2 separate regions of the Mus musculus genome follow, and region 2 is linked to region 1. A link is a loop called in an ENCODE intact Hi-C map of the cell type or tissue named here. Cell type or tissue: left cerebral cortex. All regions are shown on one strand. Links, peaks and the distances in the headings refer to the core of each region. The heading gives the core; the rest is flanking DNA.

The links. A loop is a pair of places that touch in the nucleus more often than their neighbours do. Peaks named below come from ENCODE experiments on the same cell type or tissue, not always from the same donor. Only the 100,000 strongest peaks of a DNase experiment are listed, where the experiment ranks them.
Region 2: it touches region 1 in a loop (4-fold over the local background); 3 of 42 quality-filtered maps call a loop at or near these places.

The regions. Positions count from the first base shown.
Region 1 is chr8:73,229,612-73,237,218 of GRCm38, reverse strand. All of the region lies in intron 1 of Large1 (LARGE xylosyl- and glucuronyltransferase 1), which reads left to right. Among named protein-coding and RNA genes, the nearest start is that of Large1, 120 kb to the left of the region's middle. In left cerebral cortex, for the core only: a CTCF peak has its summit at 3,708 (motif pointing left); DNase peaks (open chromatin) are centred at 2,823 and 3,712; H3K27ac peaks cover 389 bases.
Region 2 is chr8:74,918,250-74,925,856 of GRCm38, reverse strand. No RefSeq gene overlaps it. Among named protein-coding and RNA genes, the nearest start is that of Isx, 49 kb to the right of the region's middle. In left cerebral cortex, for the core only: a CTCF peak has its summit at 3,746 (motif pointing right); DNase peaks (open chromatin) are centred at 3,743 and 4,981; H3K27ac peaks cover 1,375 bases.

The sequences.
Region 1 (7,607 bases), core at 1,234-6,233:
CATAAACACAGAGGCTCATAGCCAGACAATGTGCAGACAGTGAGAGACCTTGGAACACTCAATTATAAATGGGGTGTCTCTATCAAATTCTCCCTCTACTCCATTGGGCTCACAGAACCCTTTGGAAGGGGAGGCAGAAAGACTGTAAGAACTAGAGGGCATAGAGAATACCAAGGACACAAGATCTTCTAAATACATCAGGTACTGATGCTCATATGAACTTCCAAAAACTGTGTCAGTGTGTGCAAGGCCTGCATGAGTCTAAGCCAGAAGGAGTTCCAGTGCTGAGAGGAGAAGACACAGCCGACATCCCTAATTCACAAGCTATCTTCAGTTGATAACTACTTGTAAATGAAAAATTAGTTTTCTTCTATGGTGTCTCATTGGCTATACAAACTAGTCTTAAGGGCAGTCCTCATGCCCAGCAGTCAATGCCAACACTTACAAACTTAATGGCATTTGCAGTTTTGGAAGTTCGTTGTCTCATGATTCTTTCTTTGGGCTTTTTTTTTTTCTTTTTCTTTAAAAAAAACTTTATGTGTCGTTTTTGTATATAGGTTTTTGGTTTTGTGTTTTTATGGAATTTTCTTTGTGCAAATATATGAGTCTCTACACATATGTTTCTTGTGCTGTGTCTTTGGTTCATTTTCTTCTGTTTGGTTTGTCGTATTCTGGTTTGTGTATATTTTGTTTTATCTCATGGTTTTATTATTTTTAACTGTCTTGTTTTCTTTTTTAAAAAGATTTATTGATTTTATTTATATGAGTACACTGTAGCTGTCTTCAGATACACAGCAGAAGAGGGCATCAAATCCAATTACAGATGTTTGTGAGCCACCATGTGGTTGCTGGGAACTGAACTTAGGACATTTGGAAGAGCAGTCAGTGTTCTTAATCACTCAGTCATCTCTTCAGCCCCGATGCCTTGTTTTTTAAGGAGAGAAAATGAGAGTTGGGAAGGACCTGGGAAGAGTTGGGGGAAAGGGAAACCTTAATTAAAATATATTATATGAAAGAAAATCTGTTTTCAATATAAGAAAAATAGAAATAAAACAAAACAAAAACTCCATGTAAGTATGCATATGGAGCTGTGGTTACTATAGTGATCAAATTTCTTAAATCTGTACATGTAGATGAAGTAGATCTCCTTATGTAATTGTAGCAAATGGGGTATGGGATGAAGTATTGATGGTCCACCATGCATTGTACTCGGTCGCAAGTGCTGAAGTCATTCTGTGATGAGCTTTTAGCAACCTTGTAATTTGGCTCTGCTGCTTAAGCAGTTAGGTGAAGAAGCTGAGGTTTAAGATTAACTGATTTTTGTCAGATTATGCAATTTGTGAAGATTCAAACCTTGTAAAAGACCAATTCTCTTAGACTAGGATGAACAAAAGCTGTTACTAGCCCTAAAACCCCATGTTCCCTTGAGGCAGACAGGGCTTGTGTTGTCTGTCCTTGGTCAGTCAGCCTCACATATATTTTGGCCTCATTTTATATGATTAATATTCTCACTTGCTCTCAGAGTCTTCCCATATTGGACACTCAGGGCTGTAGTTGGTAGTTGTAGATGAAGAAACCGAGTGTAGAGAATTTGTCCACATGGAGTTGGAATTCTGATCTGTGTTTTAACTGGCTCCTCTTACTTTCACTGCCTCTCCATCCTGAGAGCAATTTGCCTAAGAGCACATTTGTAGGCTGAAGTCCTCTATGTCCCAGACTGAGCCTTCTGGACAGCTGGGATGGCTGGTCCCTGAGTCCCCCTCCCCCATCTTCCAACTAAGCTACCAACTTCATGTGGTCTAGAGACTGGGGATAGACTGTTCTTTATTAACATTTTCAATTATTCACAAGTTAATATATCGACATCATGTGGGTCCTAGAAGCTTCTGGATTTTTCAATAGGGAGTGGGCATCTCATCAAACATAAACATATTTTCTTCAGGTTCAGAGCCTTATAATAAAGGAGCCCTGATTTTGCCTCAGCAGTAGTAAATTTAATTTTTCTTCATGTTGCAGCATACAGAGAGGCCTTATAGAAAAACTGGAAAATGAAATACAGAGAAAGGAAAAGAAAACCATTGTAGCCTATTCCTTCTTTATTAGAGTTCTTTATTTTTTAGGTTCATTTGAATGAAAGCCAGTGTTCTCAACCCCTTCCCCATTTTTATGACTGTGACAGGTAAGTAGTGAAAGGAGTGTCTTTAAAATAGGGCTTGGGCTTGCCTCGCTTAAGGCAGAGGACCATATTTCCAAGAAGTCAAAAAGTTTGTGGATTAGCAGGTGTCTTTTGCAGGCTGTAGCCAGGGAGAAGGGCTTGCCGTGTGTCTGGGGGTGGGGGGGTTGGAGGAACACTGAAAATGACAGTGGCCATCACCATTCTTGTCCAAGAGCTAATCTTTTTGTGCATCTTGTGGGTGTGTGATGTATGCACAGAGTATGTGTGGGTACAAGTCTGAGGAGGGTGCTGGGTGTCTGCTGTTACTTGCCAATATATTCTTTTGAGACAGGGTTTCTCACTGAACCTAAAGTTCCTGTTTCACCTAGGCTGATAGTGAGGTCACTAGGATGACCAGCCTGTCTCCATCCCCCTAATTTTCAGGTTATAGAAAGATACATCCAGAAGCAAGTTTTTTTGCTTTTTGTTTTTTGTTTTTTGTTGTTTTTTTTTAACTTGGATACTGGGGCTTTGAACTCAGATCCTCTTGTGTTCACAGCAAGTGCTTTTATCCATCTCTTCAGTTCCAGAAGCTGATTTTCTGAGTGTAGATCGTAGTGCATCTTGTGGGTGTGTGATGTATGCACAGAGTATGTGTGGGTACAAGTCTGAGGAGGGTGCTGGGTGTCTGCTGTTACTTGCCAATATATTCTTTTGAGACAGGGTTTCAAAAGTGAACCTCACTCCTGACCTAAATTTGTTTCAGGTTTGAGGATGGCAGCTGGTTACTTTAAGGGCTTTCACTTCCTACACTGCTAATATAAGAAAGAGAAAGAGCTTTAAGTCCTTTTGTAAATAGATAACTCGGGTTGTAGGAAGCCATGGTTCCGTGTTTCTCAGGGCTTTCTTTGCCTTTGTCTTGGTGGATATTGTGTATATTAAGCAGAAGTTGAGACTGTCTTTTCTGCTTGAATCCTGGAGAAGACTGGTCTCCTATCAGCCTTAGGATTTTGGCTAAATCCTTTTCTATTTCAGTCAGGATATTTTTAACATTACAACATTTTTCTGACCCTAGGTGATGGGGGTGGGGGACGGACTGATGTTAGTTTTAGAGCATTTTTTCTAGTTTTTGTTTGGGAAGCTAGTGGGAATAGTGACGCTATATTGTGCAGTCATCTCTGAAATGCCTGTGTATACAGCTCATTAATCTTTCTGGCACCACAGAAGAGCATGGCCCATCCCTGATCCTTGGTCTCAGTCTACTCTGACCACATTTACCATCTTGGGTACTTTCGGTGCTAAGGTTATTCATGGTTATTAAAGGAGACTGTTCTTGGCTTAGAGTGGATGTTCTGTGTTAGTGTCTTTCCAAGCTTTCCTCAACTTCCTTCCCGTTTCCCTTCTTCTTCCCTTTTCCTACTTCCCTTCAACTCTCTACAGCCACCCGTTTCCCCTTTCAGCAATGTCATTTACCAGTCCTGGATCTCATCAATTCAGCTAAATGGACTTTTTAGTGTGCTACATAGATCTAGCCGTCTCTGCCCCCTAGTGCTAGGATTATAGAAGGCATGAGCTAAGATTCCCAATTACTAAAGCCTTCCTCCTCCTTTTCTCTATGTGGGCACTAGGGATCCAAACTTGGCTCTTCATTCTTGTGAGGCAAACACTGTAGAAACTGAACTGTTTCTCTCTTTTCTCCTTATGGGTGTAGTTTTAGAAAGTTCCTGAATTTCTCTTTTCTAAGAACGGGAAAAATGTTACCTAGGGAAGGGATAGGGAGGCAGTGGTATGGACCAGTCGAGGGCCTGGCAACTGATTGCTCCGACAGTGGCCATTAACTTTCAACAAAAGTTTAGAAGGGACTTTCAAACTATAGCAGATAGCTTTGATTTTTGTTTTTGTATCATCTCTCCTTTTAGAGATTCCCCCGGACATGTCTTGTAACGTCTGGTTTCTAATCCCAGAATATCTGTACCCAGGGTGTTGTGCATGCTGTCTCAGTAAGACTGATTTAGGAGCAGATGTCAGGGTGTCTGAACTTCAGTTCTACCACTGGCTAGTAGGGAACATTAGACTCTTCAGGTTGCTTTTTTGGCTTCCTTAATCAGATGGAAATAGGGACAGTTTCCATGAAATCTGCCTATGGATGTTTGAGTAATGAGTATGATTATTTTATAACCTTTATTGAGTCAGATGACATTACTATTAAGATGACACAAATAAGATCATATTTTTCTAGGAAAAATAATGGTAGTTGTAAGTAGGAATCTGAGTTGTAGCATTTGTAGCCCTGATGGCAGTAATGGTAGCCCCCATGGTAGTAGCTGGTGAATGTGGGTCCTCATAATGGGCCTTTGGCTTGCTGGCCAAAGAAGTTGAAGGGTTTTCCTTGAAATGGTCTGTGCTGTGTTGTAGCACTTTCCCTAGATACTTTTCTTCTGAATGCAGTCAGCCCATGCTAAAATGTCTTCTCAATAGCAAAATTTCCAACAATAAAATTAAACCAAGGATATATAACAATGTTATAGAAAAGTTTGTAAAGTAGTATTTCTCTTCCTTCCCCAGTAGAAAAGAGTAAATGTCATTTAAGCTTTGTATTACATGACTTACTTTCCCTCTGTGTCATACAGAAGTCACTGATGTATAAGGTCAAGTTTACTGCCAGGATTCAAGGCCACAATGTCTTGTTCCCTCCTTCCCAGACCTGGTTCTCACTGTTAATTTTTTATTATTATTATTATTATTATTATTATTATTATTATTATTATTATTACAGCTGTTTGGTCTTATGTGCCTAAACTACTTGGTGAAGATTTGAAAGTGACTGCAGGCTTTTCCATGGATGTCACATAGATGTTTTTATTTCAGTTATTGATTGCATCAATCATGAGAATTTCTCATTTTCTCCTAGGGAAAAAAAAAAGAGTTATTTTCTCATTTCAAATTCTCCCTAACTAACATAAATTATAATATAAGGTTTGCATTCTTTATGTTCTCTTAAGGAAATTTTATTTATAGCTTATTGTTTTGGATAGACTTTACTGATGTTCACCTTGAAAGGACATGTGCCTACAGGCATTTTGAGCATGGGGAGTAGCATGGGGGTGGGAGATGTTAAAAGTTCTGAAGTTATCTAAATAAATATTCTGCCTCTGTATTTTTCTGAACACAAAATGCACAGCAGCCACCATTCCTAGAAACATATGCCAATTGTAGCTTACATTTTGCTGAATTTGAGAAGCTGGTATGGCCGACAATCAGATGCTCAGAATGAGGACTTTAAAAATGTCTTTGTGACAGGTTGGACACACTTAAACCTTGGTCGAGTTTCAGAGAGGCGCAACTTGGTCTTTCATCATAAATTTGAAGGCAAAAAGATACATGGAAATCTCTAGGTAGTATGAATTGTTAAGTCTTTCTGTTGAGTTACAGATACTGAAAGGGAAAAAAAAAATCTTAGATGTCTTTTTATTCCCTTAACAAATACTTCCTTGCTTTTGAAGCAGTTGAAGTGTAGTGCACTGGAGCTTAAAATGTCTTGGGTATAGAGTAAAAAGACTTGGTTTAAATTCTATGCCCTTGCATGATCCAGCGAAAGAAACTTTCTCTCTGCAAATAGTCACTCAGTGTCTTGGGAGGTGCATGTCTCAATGTTGAGCCAAGTACATATTTGCAGGTGCTGTAGCATGTACATTTCTACATATGGTGGCAGGTGCATTTTCAGGTGCCAAAGTAGGTACATTTCCAGGTGCTATGGCAGGTGTATTTTGGAATGCTGTGGTGGCTATATGTCCAGGTACCTTACTTACTAAGTTGTAAGACAGATGCAGTGGATACAGACAGTAACTAGCTACTCACTGGATTCCTGCTCCCTTGGCAGAATTTCATCAACTCCTAAATCTTTCCTTCCAGTGTTGGGCTGCAGCCTCTTACAAGACCTTACAATTTTCTGAAATACTTATGTTCCTTAGACATTGATACTCTCTACAAATATCAGGCTACTAAAGGAACTATTCCTTGCAAAAGCTAGCTAGCCACTGTTGCCAGCTCAGAGTTGACAGTTCTTAGCCCCCACCTCACAGTGATAGAAGTTGCAAGGACTTATCTGCACCATGCTGAGACAAAGTGGTGAAATGGGAGACTCACTTTCTCATTGAGGCCTTTGCTTTGAGTTATAAAGATTTTTCTTTTCTCTCTCTTCCTTTGCGTTTTTTGAGGCTGGGTCTATATAGTCTTGGCTGTCTTGGAACTCCATAAGAATTACACACACACACACACACACACACACACACACACACACACACACACACACACGGTTGGCCTCAAACCCACTAAGATATACCTGCCTCCCAAATGCTATGATTAAAGGCATGAACCATCATTCCCAGCAAGATATAAAACATTTTCAAAACTGACCTAAGTATCTGGTTTTCTCTAGGTGGAGCTGAGCTGTATACAACGTGTGAAGGCTTTCCTCAAGTCTGGAAAAAGTTCAGAAAAGCATTCTTCATAATTATTCTTATATAGGTTTTAAATGTGTATTGTTTTATAGCTGGGTCAAAGCAGAAATTTGAAAATCTAGAACTGAAAGGACACATTAAAAAAAATGTTTGCATGTCAGCTTGACCTGTTTTCATGGAAGTTGTGGGAAGCAGAAAGTTTGCCTGCTCAGTGTCTTGCTGGGATTAAGGTCACGGATAGGATTTAGGTCACCAGTCTAACTGCTGCTTACCCTCACTTCCCTAGTGCTTTTCCAGTGACTTGATTGCATTGACTAGTAAATTAGAAATTTTAAAGATTTTTCCATAATTCCTGTTTCGAATCTAGCAGAAGATACAAGTAGTTTCTTTTCTTTGGAAACTAAAATGTGTTTTTTATTCATCTGACTGGAAGGCAGCGTCTCTCCTCTTCTGCTGGAGTTCACCACATAGAAACAAAACCAGATGACAAATGGATAACCCTCCAGAAAAAGTCAAGTTGTGCTGTAGGTGGCTATGGTACTGAAAGGTTTCCTGCATGGTGAGGCAATTGAGCTGGGTGAGACCCAGAGGGCAATGCTAATTAAGCAGATAAAGCAGGTAAAGATCTGGAAGGAATACAATGCTCAGATACCCTCTGAGGCAGTAGGGAAAGGGTCCTCTGATTCTTTTCTACCTTTTCATTACCACTCCCCAGGAGCCTCTCCCTGCTGGGGGGAGTCTGAGATGGAAGACCAAGGGCTGTGAAGTAGGAAATATAATGAATTCTTCAAAAGAGAGTTGCCCTTTGGCCTCAGAGACAGTAATGGACATCACTTTCCTAGCTGTACGTGGGAGTTATTGGGAGAGATTCATATTGTGACTGCTTTATTGTCCAATTAATACATTTGGATCTGAGTCTTTGTGTTCTCCTACATCATAAAAGGAGTGTATCAGGAAAAATACAGATTAGTGATCTGCTAACATGGGCCTTG
Region 2 (7,607 bases), core at 1,575-6,574, 1.7 Mb before region 1:
ACATGGGCTCAGGAGTCATGTGTTCAAGTCCTGGCTGTGCCTTTCCCTTGCACTGTGATATTGGTAAGACAATTGTTCTTCTCCAACCAAGAGTGAAGTGGGTGGGCAGCACTGGGTCAGCGATGGACAGTCTTCACACTGGAATGTTTATTGAATGGGTAAACAGAATACTGACAGCCCAGTGGAACGCAGAGGTTTAGCACTCTTGGGAGCAGTGAGGTACCAAGCAAGAGGTGGCTGATGAGTGTTGCTGTTCTGGTAAGTGTTGGGGTGCTGAAAGCAGCCTTCTGAAGAGCAAGTCTGCTGTTCAGGCGCAGGCTGATGATGTGAGTGACAGAAGCAGAATGTCTCAGAGGTCTGTACCCGAAGCAGGAAGGAGGTCCCCCACCAGCAGCGGAGCTGTGGGTCTCAGGTGAGTCTGTCTCCAAAGGATCTTGATGCCAGGAGTGAAACTCCCTCCAAAAGAGGCCCACTGAGTAAGGACTGGAAGTTGTGTTCCTGGCTATATAGACCCACGAGGATCCTGACTGGCTAGTGTATGGAAAAAAAAAAAAAAAGAAAAATCAAGACAGCCTGCCAAACCTTGAGAGAAGGGAGGGGGAGGTGCCGGACCTGTTTCCAGTCAGACTGGGTGACGTCGTCCCTTGCTGCCAGGTTGATTATAGGGAAGTGGACACTTGCTGTCAGAAGGGCAAAACAAAACAGCTTTGTGTTTGAAGATTTTTGAGCTTCTTCGGGCTAGTTGCCAAAAGTTTTCTTGTATCCCAGGTACTACTGTGATCTTAGCCTGGGGCTATAACCAGCTTTGGTCACCATTGGGTGCCCTCTTATAACACCACCACTAATTTTCCTTCTCTAGGTCTTGCGTGTGTGTGTGTGTGTGTGTGTGTGTGTGTGTGTGTGTTTGTGTGATGGAATACCAGTTTTTAGATGTGATTACATTTATTTTTGACTTGTGTGCACACCATAGGTCAACAATGGGAGTCTTTTTCATCCAACTTCCACCCTAGTTTTGAGGCAGGCCTTTTAGTGAATTTGGAGCTCATCAATTCAACTAGCTCCAAGAATCCTATCAGTGCTTCTGCAGGGCTAAAATTATATGCACTCCTGGTTTCTGTACATGGGTCTTGGGGTTCAAACACAGGTTTTCTTACTCTTAAGGCAAGCCAAGAACATAAGTATGGAGCCATCGCCCCAGCCTTTGGTTTTTTTCTTTTTTTCTTAGATATTTTCTTCATTTACATTTCAAATGCTATCCCCAAAGCTCCCTGTACCGTCCCCCAGCCCTGCTCTCCAACCCACCCACTCCCGCTTCTTGGCCCTGGCATTCCCCTGTACTGGGGGATAAAACGGACAACCTGATTGTTTTTCTCAGCTCAAAATCCCAGGCTAGTGCCCAGGCTGCCAGTTTTTAGATGCAATTACATTTATTTCTGACTTTCTTATTTGCCTCCGCTATAGTTCCCCATCACTGCCAGGAGAATCTAAGCTCCTCAGCAGGGTGGCCAGTGTCTGTCAGCTCCCTGTCCTACCACACACTGGAAACAGCCAGTTAAAAGCATGCACTAGTTTCCTAGACAATGGAGAGTCACTCAATTTGCAGTCAAAGCAACCCCACACTTTTCTTTTTTTTTTGTTTTGTTTTGTTTTGTTTTTTGGAGACAAGGTTTCTCTGTGTAGCCCTGGCTGTCCTGGAACTCACTCTGTAGACCAGGCTGGCCTTGAACTCAGAAATCCGCCTGCCTCTGCTCCACCCGGCTGCCACAAGCACTTTCAACTATTGGGTCATCTCTGATCCTTGCTATCTGTGGTTTGTTTGTTTTTTTAAGAATTTATTTATTATATGTAAGTACATTGTAGCTGTCTTTAGACACCAGAAGAGAGCATCATATGTTACTACGGATGGTTGTGAGCCACCATGTGGTTGCTGGGATTTGAACTCAGGACCTCCTGAAGAGTAGTTAGTGCTCTTACCGGCTGAGCCATCTCACCAGCCCCCACACTTTTCTTTTTTATCTTTTCCTTTTTTTAAGATTTATTTACTTATTATATGTAAATACACTGTAGCTGTTTTCACACACTGCAGAAGAGGGCATCAGATCTCATTGCGGATGGCTGTGAGGCACCATGTGGTTGCTGGGATTTGAATTCAGGACCTTTGGAAGAGCATTCAGTGCTTTTAACTGCTGAGCTATCTCTCCAGCCCTCCACCACCCAACCCCCTTTCTAGAATGACTCTTGTCTTCTAAATTCTCAGGGGCAAAGAGCTTGTACTAGTAAAGATTTGAAAGCAATCCAAGCATGACTAATAAAAAAAATTAACTGAGCTAGGTGTGGTGGCTCCACCTGTATTCATACTTGGGAGGCTGAGACAGAAGGATTGCCACAAGTTTCAAGGCTGCTTGGACTTCATGGTAAGCCATAGAATGAGACCTTGTTGCAATGAACCAGTTAACCAGTCAACCAATCAAAAGCTCAGCTCAGAGCATTCTCAGAGAGTGTAAGCAAATACAGTACATGCCATCAGATAGCATGTAAAGAATCCTTAATGGGTCGCTGATGGTAAGTAAATGGGACCCTATCTATTCTTTAGTTACTCTGTTTCTCAAGTAGGGAGTGGCAGAACCAAGAGAGAGGTGATGTAGACCAGCAGACAGGCATCTGCTGAAAACACCTGAGTTCACTTTCAAAAATGTAGAAAACCACACATGTAGCTATTCTGTGACATGTTCACCTCAATTTTTATCTGACCCTCAGTGCTCTGGACTAGCAGAGGTCAAAAGTACTGACCAGAGTGAGTATTTTAGGGTTAGAATGGAATACTGGGACAATTCCATTAGGAGTTGTGCATGGTGAAGGGAAGTTCCATCCACGGATGGTCTCAAAGAGCAGGCAGCCATGCTCAACAGTGAATCCTGGGTAGGAGAAATCTGGGCTGGGGGAAGTGGGAGAAAACTCTTGCTGGGAACCTGCTGTGAGTTAGTGTCTCTGCTCTGTCCTGAAGATAGACATTCTCAATCCACTGAGCATCCTTGCTGCTGGGCAGCAGTGGTGATCCTATTTCTTTCTTTCTTTTTTTTTTTTTTTTAAAGCATAAGGTAGTTTAATGACGGAGCTCCGGGCCGACACATATCTCCCGCAGGAGACAGAGGTGTCGACCACATGGTGGAGTCATAATGGCGGAGCTCCAGTTCGAAACGTATCTCACGAAGGAGACAGTGGTTTCGACCCCGAGGCTTGGAAGCTAGGGACTTTTATAGAAAAGGGGTGGGGCTGGGGGAGGAATTGGCGAGGTTTTACATGATTGGTCCATTTAAACATCAACAGACTGTCAGAAGGGCGGGAGATAGGGAGGCACTAGGCCGGTGATCCCATTTCTGATATGAAGATCTTGAAGGGCGGCTCTCCCCATTGCTTGAAGTCATGGAATAAGAGCTAGGTTTTGAGTGTGAGCTCAGAGTTGTCATTTACACATGAGTAAGGTGTATCACTGCTTCAGGAAGACTTCAGCCTATCCTTAGATGAGCACTTCTGTACAGTGCAGAACTTGGACAAGGGTACACTGCTGCCCTGTTTGGCCTGTGCTCTTTCAGGAACCCCATGCCACTGTCTGCTGGGTAGGAGGAACAGAGAACCTGACTTAGCCCGTCTGCTACTCCTTGCAGACTACACATTTGTTTATGAGAACCACAGATTTAGAGGGCAGCTTAATCACCCCTGATTCTGCAGAGATGGAAACTGACAACCAGGAGGTGGCAGTAACAGCCAAGAACACATTCTGAAACACAAAGAACTGTCAGCTCAGCAGGTACTAGTCAAGACCTTAGTCTATCTGCTCATATCCTGGGGCCTTAGTTCTGTGGTACCAACATCCAAGTTGTGTGCAGGCTCTGTAACAGGACAAGGAGTTCTCTCTTTCATGATGGCTGAGTTTGGGCTGTATCTCTTCACTCTTAGCAGTCAACTAAATGTTTTCTCTGTATACCTTGTAGGAAGTTTGGCAAATGGCTTATTTCCAGCTGGTTCCTCCCTAGGCCCAGGGGTACCAGCCACCTCCAGATGATTGGAGTTAAGTGCCATTCCCCAGGGCTCACTGAATGAAGACTGTCCCTTAGCTGGTACCCTGTGTTTCAGCACAGACAGGCCTTTCTTTGAGGGACTTGTTTCCAGAGCTGCCTGTGAGTGGCATGCTCAAATTGTCTGAACAAAGGGCATATCCAGCCAGGGCTGGCACAGGCTAAAGAGACCTGTGCTAGATGGCGAAGGAAGAGGGATCCTGGGTTCTGAGAATGAGTTGGGATGCAGAATCATAGATACAGATGGCTTCTTAGTGGTCAAGTCAGTTTCCAGCTTACTGCCTACTTCAGCTTTGATGGAAGTGGGCTGACCAGAGTACCAATAACCAGTGGCCTTCTCTAGGTCTGGTTGGAGCCCCAGGGTTGGAACAGGAGCAGGTCCTGTTACCCTGGGTGTCTGTGCCCGGACTCACCAATCAGGTCTGGACTCTAGTCACGGGACTTCTTTAGGTGAGGGTGATCTGCCTCCTCCTTCTACCTTTTCACCCCATGCCCTGCTGGTGACCGGGTTTTATGGGACCACCTATCTTTCCCACAGCTGCAGGCCACCCTTATCACTGTGAAATTACACCAACCCGCCCTGTTACAGGCAGGACACTCTGGCTCTGATGGTTTTATAGCCCCTTCACACTCTGCCAATACCTGCTCAGGAACTTGGCTTTCAAGGAGCTCCCCGTCTGCCCAGAAGGCAGGGGTGAGTGGGACACTGGCAGAAGCCAGGCCTTCATGGGCTCTGTGGGAGCTGGAGAGTGTGGCCTGTGGGAATCATCCGGAGTGATTTTTCTCTCTCTTATCTACTAGCCTATAATAGGCTTGGGAACAACACCAGATCTGCCAGGCGGACAGAAGGAAGGATTCCCAGTCACTGCACAGCGGTATCCACCCCTGCTTTTGACAGCCTCCCACAGGCTCCTGTGTAGCCTAGAAGGTTGTGTGCATTGTGTATGAGGGCACAAATTCCATTTCCATGATTGTAGGACAGCATGATGTTCTTTCTCCTCCCATAGCATTTTGGTGCCTGGATCTGGGCTCCCAGGCTGGAGAGGCTGACTGCAATGGAATCCTCAGTCTGGCTCTTTAGCTTGGCTGATTTCTGCTCTAGGCCTACAGAGATCTCACTTTGTCACTGACTAGCCTTGTAGCCATGAGCAACTGGTTACTATCTTTAAGCCTCAATAAGGTGTTCTGGCTCCACCAGACTCCAACCTCTTACCACACCAGGGACCACTGTTCTCAGTTACACTAAATGTTCTTGCAATGGCCTCTATACTTTGTGTCTCATGTCTTAGAACATTTTGGAAGAGAGAAATTGGTGGTTCCAATTGGCCCTGTGACAAACAGACCTACTTGTACCTCTGATAGATTAGAATGTCAGGAATAGGAGGAAAAAAATCCTCTTTTTGCTGTTATGACTTCAACTTTTTTGTGTACATTTGGGAGTAGGTGCACATGTGTATGCACACATGTGGAAGCCAGAGGATAATCTCAGGTGTCGTTACTTGGGCACAATTCATTCTGCTTTTGAGATGGGCTCTTTTACTGGCTTGGAACTTTCCAGATTGGTTCGACTGGCTGCCAGTACATCCATCCCAGGGATCCACTTGTCTTTACTTTCCAGGTGCTGGGATTATAAGCACACAACACTATTTCACATGGGCTCTGGGGATGGCACTCAGGTCCTCACGTTTATGAAGCAAGCCTTTTACCCACTGAGCTGTCTTCCAAGCGTTCATTAAATCATTTTGAAGGGGATCTTGCAAATGGAATCCTGGGCGTTGATGGTCTGGCCCTCATGAGCTAGATGTATTTCTTTCCTTTAGTCAGTGGGAAGCTCAGATTCCAGTGTGTGACTCTCTTCATGGCCATTGGCTGAGACTTGAGCCTATCTTTAAAAGTTAGACATAGACTCTATTTCTTTAATTTCTCTTTGTTAAATTTGTTATCTTGTGGTGCTAGGGATTCAACCCAGGACCTTGACTATGCTAGGTAATCATCCTGCCCCTGAGCTACATCACCGGTCATTTTTATTACCTACTTGCTTGGTTCTATAGATCTTTGATCTTAGTGTCTTACATATATCTTGGTACATTACTGCCAGTCCTTTATGGAACAAATGCATGTCAGGGATTGCATTTAATGTAAATGTGTTAGGTTGAGAGCAAAGTCAATGCCATGCCATAGAGGGGACACACAGTTTTTAGGGCCACAGAGGCTGACTGACAGTTGAATTTCCAAGTGAGTATGTATGAATCTTGAGATGTACCTGAGTTTTGAGCTAGAGCTGAGGAGCCTTAAGACTTCTGTGGATGAAGGTGTTTCAGTGGCAAAGAGTGACCTCAAGGCTCCTTGAGAGAATCTTCTATCTGGAGAGCCACATGAAGGGTCTTTTGTGGAGTTCTTTCAGGCCTGTTGGTTACATTTTTCCTAGTTGAACTTTCCTGTGGGAAGGCTGAGAGTTCAGAAGCACCCTGTGCTCAGAATATGTCCCTTTAAAAACCCGAGACTCTTCAGTTATGGGCATCAGGCATGTTGAAGGCAACAGAGCTCCTAGGGTGCAAAGGAAGGAGGCATAAGAATCCTGGCTCCTCTTTCCTGTTGCTATGATGGAACTGTGTAATTGATGAAGTCATTTATTTGGTACAGCTCTGAAGCCTAGGAGGCTCAGAGCCAAGGGGTCACAGCTATTAAAAACAATCATGATGACCAGAAGGGTAATATAGTGGGAGGGAACAAGAGAATAGTGGGGACACATTTTATAACTAACTCAGACTTGTGATGACTAACTAGTCCATGCATTCTCATGACAGGAATTGCATTCTCACAGTGGTCAGCTCATCCTCACTATAGCCTACCCACTCTCTTAATTACAAGAATATGCTTGTGATGACTAGCCTATTTTTTTCTGATAGTTGCCCACTTTCTTAATAGCTAGTCCTCTTTCTCAATGGCTAGCCCATACTCATGATGGTAATCCCATTCTTTTGATTTCTGGCCCACAACCCAGATAAAGCTGTCCTATTCAGGAAGGCAGAGCCCTTATGACTTAGTCACTTCTTCTTACACTTTGTGTAGGGGTTTGGGTTTACAACATACCTACTTGGTTGGGGGGGCACACTCAACTTTTTGCTTTCTGATACTCCAATTATCCCAGCTTATGTCTGACTTTTTCTTTAGTATCCTCCCTCACATTTTTCCTCTTGAATCTTTAAAATTAACTTAGGTTCCAACCATGTTTAAAAAAATCATGGCTTTCTCTTCCCCAAGCATATACCTTTTAGAAGTGGCTTATATTACCTCATGAGCTGGTAATCAATAGGTGAGATGACCATCAAGAGAGTAGAGAAGTTATCAGGAGCATGGGTTAACTATCAGAAGGCTGAGTTTGGCATAAAAGGGATTCCCCATTATGGTCCTACCCCTTACTCTGGCCTCCCTCACCTTGCTCCTGCTAGGATTCTTGTCACTTTGCCCAGCAAACATTTCTTGTTACAGCCCTAGTGTTCGATACTTTCTAGAATTTTCTTCTATAAA